2 separate regions of the Homo sapiens genome follow, and region 1 is linked to region 2. The links are chromatin contacts, found by Hi-C or POLR2A ChIA-PET in ENCODE. All regions are on one chromosome and are shown on one strand. Each heading gives the region's core, a stretch centred on a gene start or an enhancer-like site at or near the end of the contact. The rest is flanking DNA. Distances are from core to core; before and after follow the strand shown.

Region 1 (6,803 bases), core at 4,041-6,540, 300 kb before region 2:
TTACATATTCTGCATGCAATTCTTTTGTGCCACGTGGATTACAAATATCTCTACCCAGTCTGTAGCTTGCTTTTTCAGTCTATTAATGGTGTATTTTGATGAAAGTTCTTAATTGCAATGAAGTCCAATTTGTGAATTTTTCCCTCATACTCAGTGCTTTTGGAGTCCTTTTAAAGAATTCTTTACTCATCCCAAGGGCACGGAGATACCCTTGTCTTTTCCTTTAGAAGTGTTTTGTATTCCTTTCACATTTAGATCTGTAACCCACCTGGCATTAATTTTTATGAACGATGTTTGATAGGGTCCAAATAGTTTCATATTAGGCAAACAATAGTGAACAAACCACAGTACCTGACTTCAAAGACCTTGATTTCTAATGAGAGAAGCAGACAATTGACCAATTAATTACAATAGAGTAGATAATTCTAAGTGATACTATAATAAGAAAAGGAAATGGTTATTTTAAAAACTACTCTTTGAGTTTGGATTTATAGGCCTAAGGAAAATGCCTTAATTGGTTGGTCTCATAATGGCAGGCAAGGTTTCCTGACATAGGTGATTTAGACTTCTTTAGAGAAACAAGAGCCAAACTGCTCTGCATAATAATTAACACGGGTGTTCAGTCTTCCCCTGAGAGAAGTAAAACCAGAGAATGGTTTGTTCTAAAATAGTAGCATAAGGGTGTTTCATCAGCAGTGGTTTCTGCAGCCACAGGCCTAAGAAGGATGGCCCCTGACTAATCACCTGTAGCAGGAAAAGCAGTGATGTTTAATATTCTATTTCCAGTGTTCCCTTTTACAGACTGCCATATAATCTCCTTCATTCATGCTTACAGACTGAGTAGGTGTGTGTATATTCGACAGTCTAGAAGAAGGTGGGTTTGTTTAAGTTTTCTTCTACCTTCTCTGTGTCCTCCACATTGTCTTTTTTCTGTTTGTTTCAACAACTATCTTCCATAGTAAAAGAATTTACACAATGCCCAGTGATCTCTGGCTGGCTAAACCCTCCATTCCTTTGTCCCTGTCTAGTTTTGGGATACCTGGTCAAGCCACAGTCTTTATGTAGAGCAACGGCAGCTGTGCCTTTGACACTGACAGGAAATCACACAACCAACCTGAGTGTTGTCATTTCAAACATTGACAATCACAACACAACTGCATCCTGATGGTGGCCTGGCAATCATTGTAATAACGTTATAATTCTATATTCCACTTCCCTTATCTGTTCTCTAGACTCTCACTTAATAGCTCTCCTCTACAGAAATCTTCACTACCTCCCACGGCCTCATCACCTTCAGATGATGACTGTGCCTTCTGTTTACTGGGAAAATTGAAGAAATCAGAAGAGAACTTCTGTGTCTTCATAGCTTCCCACGTAGCACCACCAGTAACCATCCATTCTAAGTTCCCATCTATACCTATAGATACATTATCCCTCCCCCTGTGCAAAACCAATCACTTGTTCGTAGAGGTCATCCTCTCTTGCCTTTGCAAAGACACAGCTCCTGGAACCCTTCTTTTTTATTCCCACATTATTTCATTTTCTCTCTCTCCCCTATCATTCCCTCCAGCATGCAAACATGCTATCATACCATCTTTGCAAACATAGCTCCTCTGATTTACTTTTTCTACCAGCTAAGATTATGCTCCCTTTTGCAATATAATTCATTCAAATAATCACCCATACCTTTTGTGTGAAGTTCCTCTCACTCTATTCTTGTTGAACCTTCTCCAATGAGGCTTTCATCTCACCCTACCTCCATACTCCAACCAAACTGCTCTTGTCCAGTGCACCAACGATGACCTGCCTGTGAAGTTTCATGGCTAATTCTCACTCCTCATATAAAGGAGTTGCTATGCCTTCTTAGCTGAAGCACTGCTCTCATTTAGCTTCTAGGACACTGCCCAGGTCTGCCCCTTTTCCCCTGAACTCATTGATCCCATCTCCTTGGGCTTCTCTGCTTTTTCCTGCTCTTGTTCCCAGCCTCTTGCTTGCTGGTGCCTCAAGGTGTGAGCCTTCTTCAGCCCTTTGCCATCTATGCTCTGGCCCCTCAAGATCACATCTAGCCTCATGCATTCTTTAAGAACATCCACATGCAAATGGTGCTCAGATTTCATCCCCAGCTCAGATTTCTTTCCTGGAGCTGGACGTGCTCATTAACTCTAGTCCGTTTGCCTGCCTGGTTTTCTGATAAATACCCAGCTTATTACTTCTAAAACGGAGGTGTTGTCCTCTCCCTTCTATCTGATCCTACTGTAGTACTCATCACACACTCTCCATTGATCAAAATTCTGTTCAATTCGTCCTGTAGGAAGGTTAAAACCTTATTTTCATCCTTATCTTATTTTTCTCAACTCTTGTAATCCAAACTATTGAAGGACACTTGTCTTTTCCTTCAAGATGCAGAATGAGAGCACTTACAACCTGAAGGTCTTTGTTCTGTCTGTGGCCATACCACCCTGAACGCACTGGATCTCATCTGAAGGTCTTTGCTCTCACTCAAGACATCACCATCTCCCCCTGCGTCATGTTACCTGGGCTCCAGTGTCTTAGTCCATTTCCCGTTGTTTATGACAGAATATCTGAAACTGAGAAAGTTATTTTAAAAAGGAATTTTTTTTATACATATGGAGGCTGAGAAGTCCAAAGTCTAGGGCCTTCTTAATGATGGAGATTTTACCAAAAGTTATCTCCTCAACTAGAGGTCTACACTAAGCAGTTTTTTTTTCTTCTCAAAATTCCAACCCAACCCCTCAAAACCCAACATTTAAGATACCTCTTACCCTATTTTTTTCTTAGCACTTATCATTTTCTGGAATACCATATAATTTACTTACATGTTATATTTATAATTAATTATGTAAAAAGTATCCTCCATGAGGGCTGGAATTTTTTTAAATTGATTTAACACAAGTTGGTGGACTAGTAGGTGCTCATTAACCTTTAGTGAATGAATGTGTATTCCAGGACAGAAGATAGGCTCACAGAGGAGGATTTTAACTGTACTATAATAGAGACTGCTCTGTTGTCTACCTAATTTAAGAAATAGCAGCAGCTTTCATTTAAGATGAAAATTAATGTCAAAATCCAATAAGTATTTTATTATATTAAATTATATGTGCACACAGCAGAAACACACTCAGATAAACGTTGATGAATTTTATTCAACTTTAAAATTTTGCAAGTTTAACGAAGTATTTAAGGATTGGATACAGAGATAAATAACTTAGGTTGATTCTACCTTGTGAGTAAAATGATGATTTTAGTTTTTTTAGTATGCTGGATGCTTAAGTAATTTAATTTTAGTTCTATTTTAATTGGAGTAGGTTCTGCTTGTAAATGCTACATGTTTCACTAGACAAAATAGGGGTCATTGTTTCCTTCACAAGGTCATTGAATCCATTCAGACTCAGATTCAACAACATACAATATTTCTAAACCTGTCTAAATGGTGTCCACAGGTCACATTTAAAACATTGAATTTATTGACTAGCTTTGTGAGAAAAAGTTGAGTCATTTATTTAGTTTTTTATTTCTTCAGTGATGCATTCTTTTTTGTGACCTTCTGGTCCTTTAGTCCTTGTTACTCGCTTCAACAATGTCCTTCAATAGTTTGGATTACGAGAGGTGAGAAAAATAAGATAAGGATGAAAACAAGGTTTTAACCTTCCTACAGGACTACTTGCTACACAATGATGTTTTCATTGTGTAGGTATTAAAATATATGTATTTATACACATATATAGGAATTTTATGTTCAATTAATTATTAAACTCCTTGAAGGAGTAATACGGACTACGCATCTTTGTATTTTTCCATTCCTAGAGCTTGAGATGAGTACCCAATAAAGGTATTTGTCTTTATTGATCACTTGAAAACATTTAACTCACTTCTGTCCACCTGGTCTCAAAATTTAGCACACCACTCTAACTGATATGCCATGAAGACTGGTCACAGACAAAAGTGGGACTGTGTTTTGTTGATTTCCAAAGCCATTCGCCAGGAGCGCGGCCCCAGGAGCATTTTTCTCATCATGTGAATGCCACCGTTGTCAATCCACTCCATCCACAGGCAGACAGCAGCACAGCCAAGGTCAGGTGCAATGTGAGGGGGTCCCCACAGGGGTGATATCTACACATGACCGGACCTTTCATTAGAGGAATGAAGAAATTAGAAGACACTCAAAACTTAGAAGGACTTAGAAGTAATTTTATTGAGGCTGAAACAAAAATATCCTACAATTCTAAAAACAGTAAACTAGATGACATATTTTTCTGTTGCTTTTGAACAGAAAATGGGCTACTGTGTCAAAGAAAGTACAAGATTATTAGTGTCACCAAAACACAGAAGTGGAGAAGCATTTATCATTATTGGGTGTGTGCGTGTTGGTGAAGTTTGTGTGCACGTGTGTCTGTCTCACACAATCTGCATGTGTCTGTGTTGGTGTGTCTCTGTGTATGCCTGTGTCTCTGTGTATCTGCTTGTGCCTGTGTTGGTGTGTCTGTGTGTGTGTGTGCCTGTGTCTCTGTGTATCTCCTTGTATCTGTGTTGGTGTCTGTGCGTGTGTGTGTGTGTCTCTGTATCTGCTTGTGTCTATGTTGGTGTGTGTATATGTGCCTGTGTCTCTGTGTGTCTGTGTTGGTGTGTGTCTATGTGTGTGTGTCTGTGTCTCTGCATCTGCTTGTGTCTGTGTTGGTGTGTGTGTGTGTGTCTGTGTCTCTGTGCATCTCCTTGTGTGTGTGTGTGTGTCTGTGTCTGTGTTTCTGCTTGTGTCTGTGTTGGTGTATGTCTGTGTCTGTGCCTCTGTCTCTATCTCCATGTGTGTCTGCGAGTGTGTCTGTGTGTCCTCTATCTCTGTGTTGTCTCGCTGTATATGTCTGTGAGTGTGTGTGTGTCATCTGTATCTCTGTGTTGTCTCGCTGTGTGTGTCTGTGAGTGTCTGTGTTAGTGGGTGTGCTCAATTTGATACAAGTCATTTTATTTTGTGAAGATGTAAGTACTTCACTTTTCCTTTCCCAGTATCTGCAAATTTCAACTGAGATCTAATTTTATTGCTCAAAGTGAAACTGTTCTGACTAATATCTGATGCTTGATGTTAGCTATTCTCATTCTTGGAATTATTTAAAATTCCACTGAAAGTACAAACTTAAACTGAGATTTTTTTTTTTTTTTTTTTTTTTTTTTGAGGAACTCAAACATGCAGAATTGAGATCTGAAATCTGCTGGCTGGTGCAGATTATAGCCTAAGATAGGAAGTTGGGGTTTTGGTTGCTTTAATGGAGAGGAAATGACTCATGTCAATGCTAGTATGTAATAAAGCTCCTAAATTTAGCTTTCCTTTTAGTGTAAAACCTAATATTGATATAGTAATGTGAAACTTTATTTTACTAAACTACAATTTTCTTGCTGCCTCTTCCATCTGCCAGTCAATTATTACATCTTTCATTAAGATCATGTTAAGACATATTTAGTGTACATAAAAATGTCTTGAAAATCCCAGTTGACTTCACAGTACACGCTAACTTTGGAAGCGTTGTGCAACCAACTAAGTCCAAACAAAGGGCCCTGTGTCTATTTGAATTTTGAGACAAAACACAAAGTTCTCGGGGATTAGTATCATGATTAAATATATCCCTTGACACTTACAGAAAGTGTATATATGTTTACAGACAAAAGGTGTTTCAAAAGTAGAATTACTGTTATCGTTCCCATTTCTTATTGTTATTATTTGCCAGGATGTCATAAGGTACAGTAATAGGGGATGAAAACAAATCTTCGTGTAAAAATCATAACTTTGTACTCTTACTGGAAACTGGGGGAAAAAATGAAAGAGTCCAGGTAGGGATTTATAGAGAGAGCATTTACAAATTCTTTATGGATTTTCACTAAATGTTTACTAACTGCTCTGGACACGTATGCTGAGGTCTCTTCACAACAGTGCACCTGAGAAACACAAAGATTAAGAAAATAAGAGACCATTTTTATGTCAGAGCTTTTTTGCTCTTTGTAGTAATTTAGACGACCCAACCACAACCACAGGAGACTCCAGCAGGAACTACGTAGAATGAGGCAAAGGTGCTCTCTCTTTGAGGAAGGAAGGAAGGGGTTGGTTTTATGCCTCATGGGGTCTTATTACACAATAGACTCACACATGGTCTGCAAGTTTGGGGGAAAAGCTATACATATTTAAGAGGAGAGTGGAACGCATGTGCAATGGGTGAATGTGTATGTAACATACATCCCGTGTTCACTTTGGGGCAGGGTTTCAGCATTAAAATGAGGTGGGATTAGCCCTTTATGTCAACAGATGAACTGCAGGAAACAAAAACAGTTTGTGCACAGCCTCTATAAGCTGCTGAAGCTGCCTTCAAGTCTGCCATTGTTTATCAGAAAAGAATGTTTGTAAAGCTATCAGAATGGTAGTGGTCTGGGTTGCAAATCAGAGCTTTGAGGGGTCTGATAGCAACCATTGTGAGGGAGCTTAGCGAGTGTGGTTTGTTTTGTACCTGTGTAAATTTGGAAATTTGCCACACCAGCCAGGCTCTGAACCTTTGAGACATAGGTAACTCCGTTCCCTTTAGCTTAGGGTCCATGTTTGTCGATATAGGGGTGTCTATTTCGATCTCTCATATCACAGACATGATGATATTGTGGCAGCTGTACCACATCCCTGCCACAGAAGCAGCTGTTCTATCAAGACAAGGACCTGCCATCCCTGCCGCTGCATTGGTTAGAATAAGTCAGTCACAGGTCTCACCACTCTAGAGGAGGCCACCACTCTAGGATGGGATTCCTGCGGTCGC
Region 2 (6,908 bases), core at 2,326-4,825:
CACTATTAAACTAATAAGAATGATTGAAACCACGCACAGATGTCAGAAAGACATCATCAGTCACATACTCATGAACAGATATGTTACACAAACATTTTCAAAGGATGTGATTTAAATTTAATTTTTAAACCATTCTGAATAATTGTGAGATGGTGAGTTGTTCTTTTTAATGGAGGGGGGATGAAAAACCAATACAAACACAGCAATTACTATATGCCAGACATCGTTCTAATTGTTTGGAGTATGTTAACTGATTCTATGCTTACAAGAAATCTAGAAGTTTTTGTTTATTTTTTTTAATTTGGGGAGATGAAAAACCAATACAAATACAGCAATTACTATATGCCAGATATTGTTCTAATTGTTTCCAATATATCAACTGATTCTATCCTTACAAGAAACACAGGAGGTAGGTGCCATATCTTGCATAAGTAAACTGAGGCACAGGGAACTGAAGTATGAACTGGTGAAGCGGGGATCTGAACCAAGTCCTTGACTTGAGAGTCCTTCCCATCTCCGAGGAAGTGTCGCCCTCAATAAATACTAGAAATAGTTGGGTTGGCAACTCAGTGCTTCCATTAACTCCATGTGGCTGAAACACGGTTGGTACATTGTCAAAAATGGTAGAGAAATGTTCAATTACATGTGAGATTTGTGCCTATGTGTGTGTCTTGTGAGTGTATTATTTTGCTGGGGGAAGAAAAGAGCACTAAATTACTTAGCTTGACAGTTAAAAATACAAATAATATTAACAAATAACATATGAGTGTGTATGTAAGATGGCTCTCAAATGAAAGCTTTATTTCAGTGTGAATATAAGTATTACAGAAGTGTTGCATTATGAATGCCTTATTTGGTCAGGGTGAGACTGAGTTCTTTTAGAGTGGGATTTTCCCCTGGGTAATTGTAAACCACTAGTCCCAATTGTGAGCACTGGTGGACTTGACAAGATGTGTGGCTCCAATTTTCAATTCAATTTTCAATTTCAATAGTTGGATCAAATCCAGGAAATGTAGAAATGCTATTTTCCACGAAGCTAAGATTGAAGACATTGCTACCCATGCAGTTTTAAAACAAAGTGAAAAATATCAGACAGTTTCACATTTACTCTAGCTCTAGATACGAATGCTTTACAATACAAGAGAGCTAGAGATACAAATGCATATGATCATAAATACCTTTAAAATTAAGTATGAGTTTTCCAGAAAGTATTTAGGTATAGCAGGAATACAAGAAAAAAAACTGAGGCCACACTATAATCTATACAAATTGGGGAGAAAAAAGACAGTGCCATGCTGTTGTTGACTTGTATTGATGAGAGAGTAGCTGGCATGTTGGAATTCTGTGGCACAGATTTAAACATCTATGAGTCCCATAACTTTTAAAGATATATGGGGTCTGCCATATACACTGAACCAACCAGGATGCCCTAAGAGAGCATCAGTAGCAAGTCCAGCCACTGCTGTGTTGTTAGCAACAGCACCCATGCTTCGAGGGGAATACTAAGCTGCAAAGCAGGAACTTCCATGGGGAAGTCCTGCGAAGCAAGCAGAGTGGGGCCTCTGTGTTTTCCTGCTTTTAATAGAGTAGCTTATCTCTGCCCCATTGTCCTCAGCCTGTAATTTGTAAACTTGCTTCTGCTGATTGTCGTTGGCTGTGAAATCGACTCCTGCTGGAAACGGTTGACAGAACTTCTGTCTGCCTTTGACAAGCAGCTAACTCATTAAGCGACTAGTTTCTTTTTAATTCAAAATCATAATTCAACAACGGAACAATCTCAAAAAATGACTTGAAAATTCAGAAAGTAGTTTGATTTTTTAAAAAAACCTGTATATATTTTATGTACTGGAGGAAGGAGCAGGGAATTGTTTATTTAAATTTTGTTTTTCTCAGAAGGAAGTAACAGTAAAGTTGGTGTAGTTTTCAAATCCCTCATAGAGGAAAAATTTAAACAAATGGTTTAATATTACTCAATAGGTCAGTCTATTTACATTGCTATTAACAGTTATCAGCAGACTTAATACAATTTTAAGAGATTTAACAAACAGTTGGAAATTATTAATTTGAACAAGTTTAAAAATCAGTTTTACAGATGTATAACTGATGTTAGAATAACTAACAAAGATTCAATTATATGTGTATAGAATACAATTTTCTTAAGTATATAAAACATTTATAAGAGGAATATATGTAAGACATTTTATGCCCATATCATGGGCAATTTTCAGTTCAATATAACAGATATTTAAGATACCTTTAGCTCAAAGTTTTATTAATTAGAATAAAAAAGTTAAAATGTGTTTAATATTAAATGCCATCATTAATTCAACCAATTTAGTACATATTGCTGAAAACTGTTGAGTAAATATACTAATTGTTTTGCAATTCTGTACAACTTCACTGAGGTCTCTTAAACTTTTGACCTTCTTCATTTTCTTCAAAGACTATAAATCATGATATTTTTTAGTAATCTTTAAATTATTACTTAATCTTTTTAAATTTAATCCAATAGCAAGAATGTTTTCTGAGGCGGCAAATGAAAAAGAACTGGGTGATATGCACATTTACTGAAACAAAGATGAATAAACCCAGTGGCTTCCCTACACAAGATAATAATCTAGTCTGCAGAAATTGGCAACCTAATATAAAATAGAGCTGATGATAATTTCACCATAGGGATTTCAATGTTTTGTGACTATCTATCTATAATTCTAAACATTTTTTGACCACAGTCAAGGGGACAATAAGACCTGGTTTTAGAAATCGTTCTTACACATAATGAAAACTTGTTTGACATCCATTGAGGGAGCATTTATTAACCGCCTCTGGATGAGGTGGAGACTGGCGCTGGGATGTAGGTAGGACGGTGACAAGTGTGGTCCTATCACATGAAGGACAGTCATACAGAGGAAGGGTGAGATCCAGTGCCAGCATCTCAACACCATATGTAACACTTCCTCCTCTGCTCCAAACCAAGAAACAACCGCCCAGCTTCCTTCTCAGGAATCTCATCCATGTGTCTCAGACAGAGGGATCAGGTGTTGCTGAGGAGGAGGGATACACAAAATTCAAACACAGATGCATTTAATCCTTCTCAAAGCCTTTCCTATGAGTACGTATTGTATGACAGCTGGTTGTCCTCAAGAGCTACTCTAGAAACCGTCTTTGGATCTCAGAAACTACTAGGGATCCAGCCGGCCCCATTCTCCCCTGCTACCCTCCTGCAGACGTACATCCTTGGATAAGACACTTAGTTTTCCCTGGACTGAGGGTGATGTAGTACTTACCTCATTTCATTAAACTGATGACTTACTGATACAGCATCAAAAACAGAAGCCACTGCAGTGAACCTTTCTTAGTCCTGGGTGGAGAGCCGTGCATTGTACGTGGGTTAGCTCCTTTTGTCCTCAGAATAATCCATGAAGTAGATAGTAGCATCATCCTCATTTTAGGTTGGCAGCTGGAGTTCACATGGCTTAAATAAATAATGTGCCCCAGACTGCACCACGCGCGAGTGAGCAAGCGGAACCCCACCAGGGCGGCCTCTCTCTTGGTCTTGGAGTGTCACTGTTACTGCCATTCAGAGGGTACAGGACAAGCCCTGGGAGCATCCTTGGGGCACAGCAGCTGCTCAGAAGAATCCTTGTAATCCCGTCCTCTGAATGAGGGATTACTGGAGCAGTTCAGGACGGGCAGGAGGACTTCTGAACAGGTGTTGGTCTGAGCCAGGGAACCTTGGGAGCACTTTAGGAAAACCCTGGAATATCACTTTTTTGTTTGTTTGGTTTTTATTTTTTTTCTTTTTTTTTTGTTTTTCTGAGACATGGTCTTGCTATGTTGCCATGGCTGGAGTTCAGTGGTGCAATCACAGCTCACTGCAACCTCAACCTCCAGGGCTCAAGTGATCCTCCAGCCTCAGCCTCCCAAGTGGCTGGGACTAGGGGTGGATGCCACGATGCCTGGCTAAATTTTAAATTTTTTTGTAGAGACAAGGTCACACTATGTTGCCCAGGCTGGTCTCAAACTCCTAGGCTCAAGTGATCCTTCCACCTCAGCCTCCCAAAGTGCTGGGATTACAGGTGTGAGCCACCACACCCGGTTACTTCAAAATATTTGACAGCACCTGTGCCCACGACATCTTAGGGCACCACCCCCCTGACAGACTCCCTGATACAGGCATGAGATGTCTAAGGGTTTATTTTCCACCTGCCAGCTGTGTGATAGTCTAGCTTTCCAGGAACGCGGCCTCCCGTCGGGATGTTGTGTGTCTTTTCTAAACTGTTCCATTCATGTCAGCTCTGGTTGTCTACAGACCTTTATTTTTCTGCCTCTATAAAGATTCTGTCTTTCCCAGTGGGATTCTCAGAAAATGTCTTCTCTTTTTCAAGACTAGCCAGACACTGCCTTCAGAAAAAAATCTCCTTTCAATTGATTTCAAATAATGCTTTATACTTTGATAAGCATCTTTAAAAGAAAGACATAAACTTGCCTCCAGGCTCTGCAATATTAGCCAGTGTTTAGAGAATAAAGATACTGACAGAAAGAGTTTTGTATTTCAGTGATGGTCTATTACATTTCCTTAAACATCATCCTCGTCCACTTGATGAATGGTAAGATATTTTCATCTCTTTCATTTCATAAGCTATTACCGTTGAATAAAGTTAAAGCACTGAACAAAAAGACAGGATACGTGGCTGTGGTCTTCATCCTGAAGAAAGTGATTAACCATAGGACACCTTGAAATTTAAATCTCTGTCTCTTCACTCATAAAATGGGAGTTATAGTACATGAACTTCTTCACAGAGTAATTGTAGGGAAAACGATTAGTTCACATAAAAGTTATGAAAATGGAGACACTATCACCAAACTGTTATATATGAAACTCCTTTCTTTCTCTTTTCTGTTTCTGTTTTATTTTTGCTGTTTTTGAGATAGGGTTTCACTCTGTTGCCCAGGCTGGAGTGCAGTGGTGTGATCTCAGCTCACTGCAAACTCTGTCTCCTGGGCTCAAACCCTCCTACCTCAGCCTCCTGAGTAGCTGAGACTGCAGGAATACACCATCTTGTCCAGCTAATTTTTTGTAGAGACAGGGATTCACATATTGCTAGGGCTGGTCTTGAACTCCTGGACTCAAGCGATCTGCCTGCCTCAGCCTCTTAAGTGTTAGGATTAGAGGCATGAGCCACCACCCCCGGCCGTTCCTTAATTTTTGAGGAAATTGGCTGTCTGGTCATTTTACTGTAATTACAAATTCATTCTCATACTTCCATTGCCTTATACCTTTGCTGAGCAGACATTTAGTAAGTGCTTACTAAACAAAATGAAGCTGTTTTATTTCTATGGTATGTCGTGACTTTTCAGATGCACCCAAGCAACCTAAAACTGCTCCAACTACAATTTCTCCCAAAGCATACATTTAATTCAGGTTAAATTGGATATAAGAACAAATATGAGACTTAATTTTTAACATCCAGAATTCTTCATGCTGTTACATAAGTTCATGGCAGTATCATTAGGGCACCAACAAGAGGGGTGCAAATTACAGATTCTAAAAGTCATCACAATGATATGATTGCCTGTGTCCCTATTATGTCATTCATCCGGAGAAGTGACTCTTTTGTAGCCTGTGTAATTTCTCCAAGTAGAAACAATACATCGAAGATATCATTTTAATGTAATGCTCAGTGTTGTTTAGAAAATGTTGATGCAGATGTTCTTTCAATAGGAAATGGGAAATTCTCTCTCTTCTGTCCAAGCCTGATGCCAAATGAAGGCATGTTCCCCGCCTTCATTTTCTGTGTTTCCATGTTCCAGCTAAATCACGGCAGTTGAATACAACAGAAGTAAAATTGATTTAACTTCTGAAAGAAAGCTAATCTCAAACAAAATAACCACTTTTGCAATATACAGCTGATCTTTCCAAATATTAAATAAATGGGAAAAAATAAAGCTGTACGTTTCGGAAAGTTGTTTTTTCCCCTTTCATCTCCTATTACAAAAGCCCAGGAGTGGTATTAAAATCAGTTGGCATTCTGTGTATGGAATGCTATAAATAGCTAATCTGCAAATCCCTATTTAGGATGCAAATCAAATCTCTACAGATACTATTTGAAATAGGAATTGCTTATAATTTTTGGTGGCATTTTGCAGAAAACCCTCTCCTTTTCTGGGGAAAGGGTTACTTCTGTGTAGAAGTTCAAACATTTCTCCATCATTTTGAAAACAGATTAAAATCTCATCTCCCTAATGGGAAAAAATGGATGTCCTGATTTGCATGCTCCGCCCTGTCTGTGTTTGTCTCACAAACTGTTATCAGACTCTTTAACATTTCACTGCAGGACTCTTCTGAGCTCAGTGCAAAGTATGGCATTTCAGAAGAATGTGTTGTTTACTTTTTGAGTGTGCTGGGGCCTGTTGTCTGGAACCCTTTCTTAATTGGCTCTGATGCTTGAGTCAATAATAGAAAAGCAAACAGTGGGCATATTAATATTTTTTAAATAGATGATATTAAAATCCTAATCTAGATGACAGGTATTTAGAGGTGCAGACAGCCAGTCTGAAGGCCTTCATACAACTGGTTAAAAAAAAAAGCCTCTTTTATCAAATCAGTTTTAGCATTTTCTGCAGCTCTGTTCCCTGCTGGTATGTAGCATATGACATGATTACTGTGTTCTAGGCATTGTGCTAGAATTCCCAAGTGTTGTTTCTACTTCCTAATATTATCCACATGTTGCTGAGAAGGTACCGTACATGCCAATGGTCAGAAGGTATGGGGAGCCTCAGAGGCGGGACGCAAACCAGGTCCAAATTCAACGTCCTCTTAGGTGAGATCATGACATCGCTTCCTACTCTTCCATGGGAGCTGCTTCCAGGGATAAGAGGTGTTTTATTTTTATTTTTTTGGAGAC

The links. A loop is a pair of places that touch in the nucleus more often than their neighbours do. ChIA-PET counts read pairs that join two places held with the same protein, here RNA polymerase II (POLR2A). Pooled maps may share reads with other maps.
Region 1: a loop to region 2 is called in a pooled map, with 5 times the contacts of the local background. The contact joins the enhancer-like site here to the promoter of LINC02639 in region 2. A Hi-C loop is called at or near these places in 6 of 50 pooled maps. POLR2A ChIA-PET finds 5 or more read pairs at or near these places in 6 of 52 experiments (B cell, CD8-positive, alpha-beta memory T cell, activated B cell and 3 more).

Annotation. Positions count from the first base shown.
Region 1 is chr10:4,130,203-4,137,005 of GRCh38, reverse strand. No RefSeq gene overlaps it. Among named protein-coding and RNA genes, the nearest start is that of LINC00702, 110 kb to the left of the region's middle. Within about 2 kb of position 5,290, at least 8 of the 41 ENCODE cell types and tissues checked have a DNase peak (open chromatin) inside an H3K27ac peak, as active enhancers do; they include B cell, where a contact is called at or near this core.
Region 2 is chr10:3,830,617-3,837,524 of GRCh38, reverse strand. LINC02639 (long intergenic non-protein coding RNA 2639) reads right to left here and starts at 3,575. Exons shown (of 2, transcript NR_134490.1): 1 at 3,288-3,575; 2 at 2,797-3,044.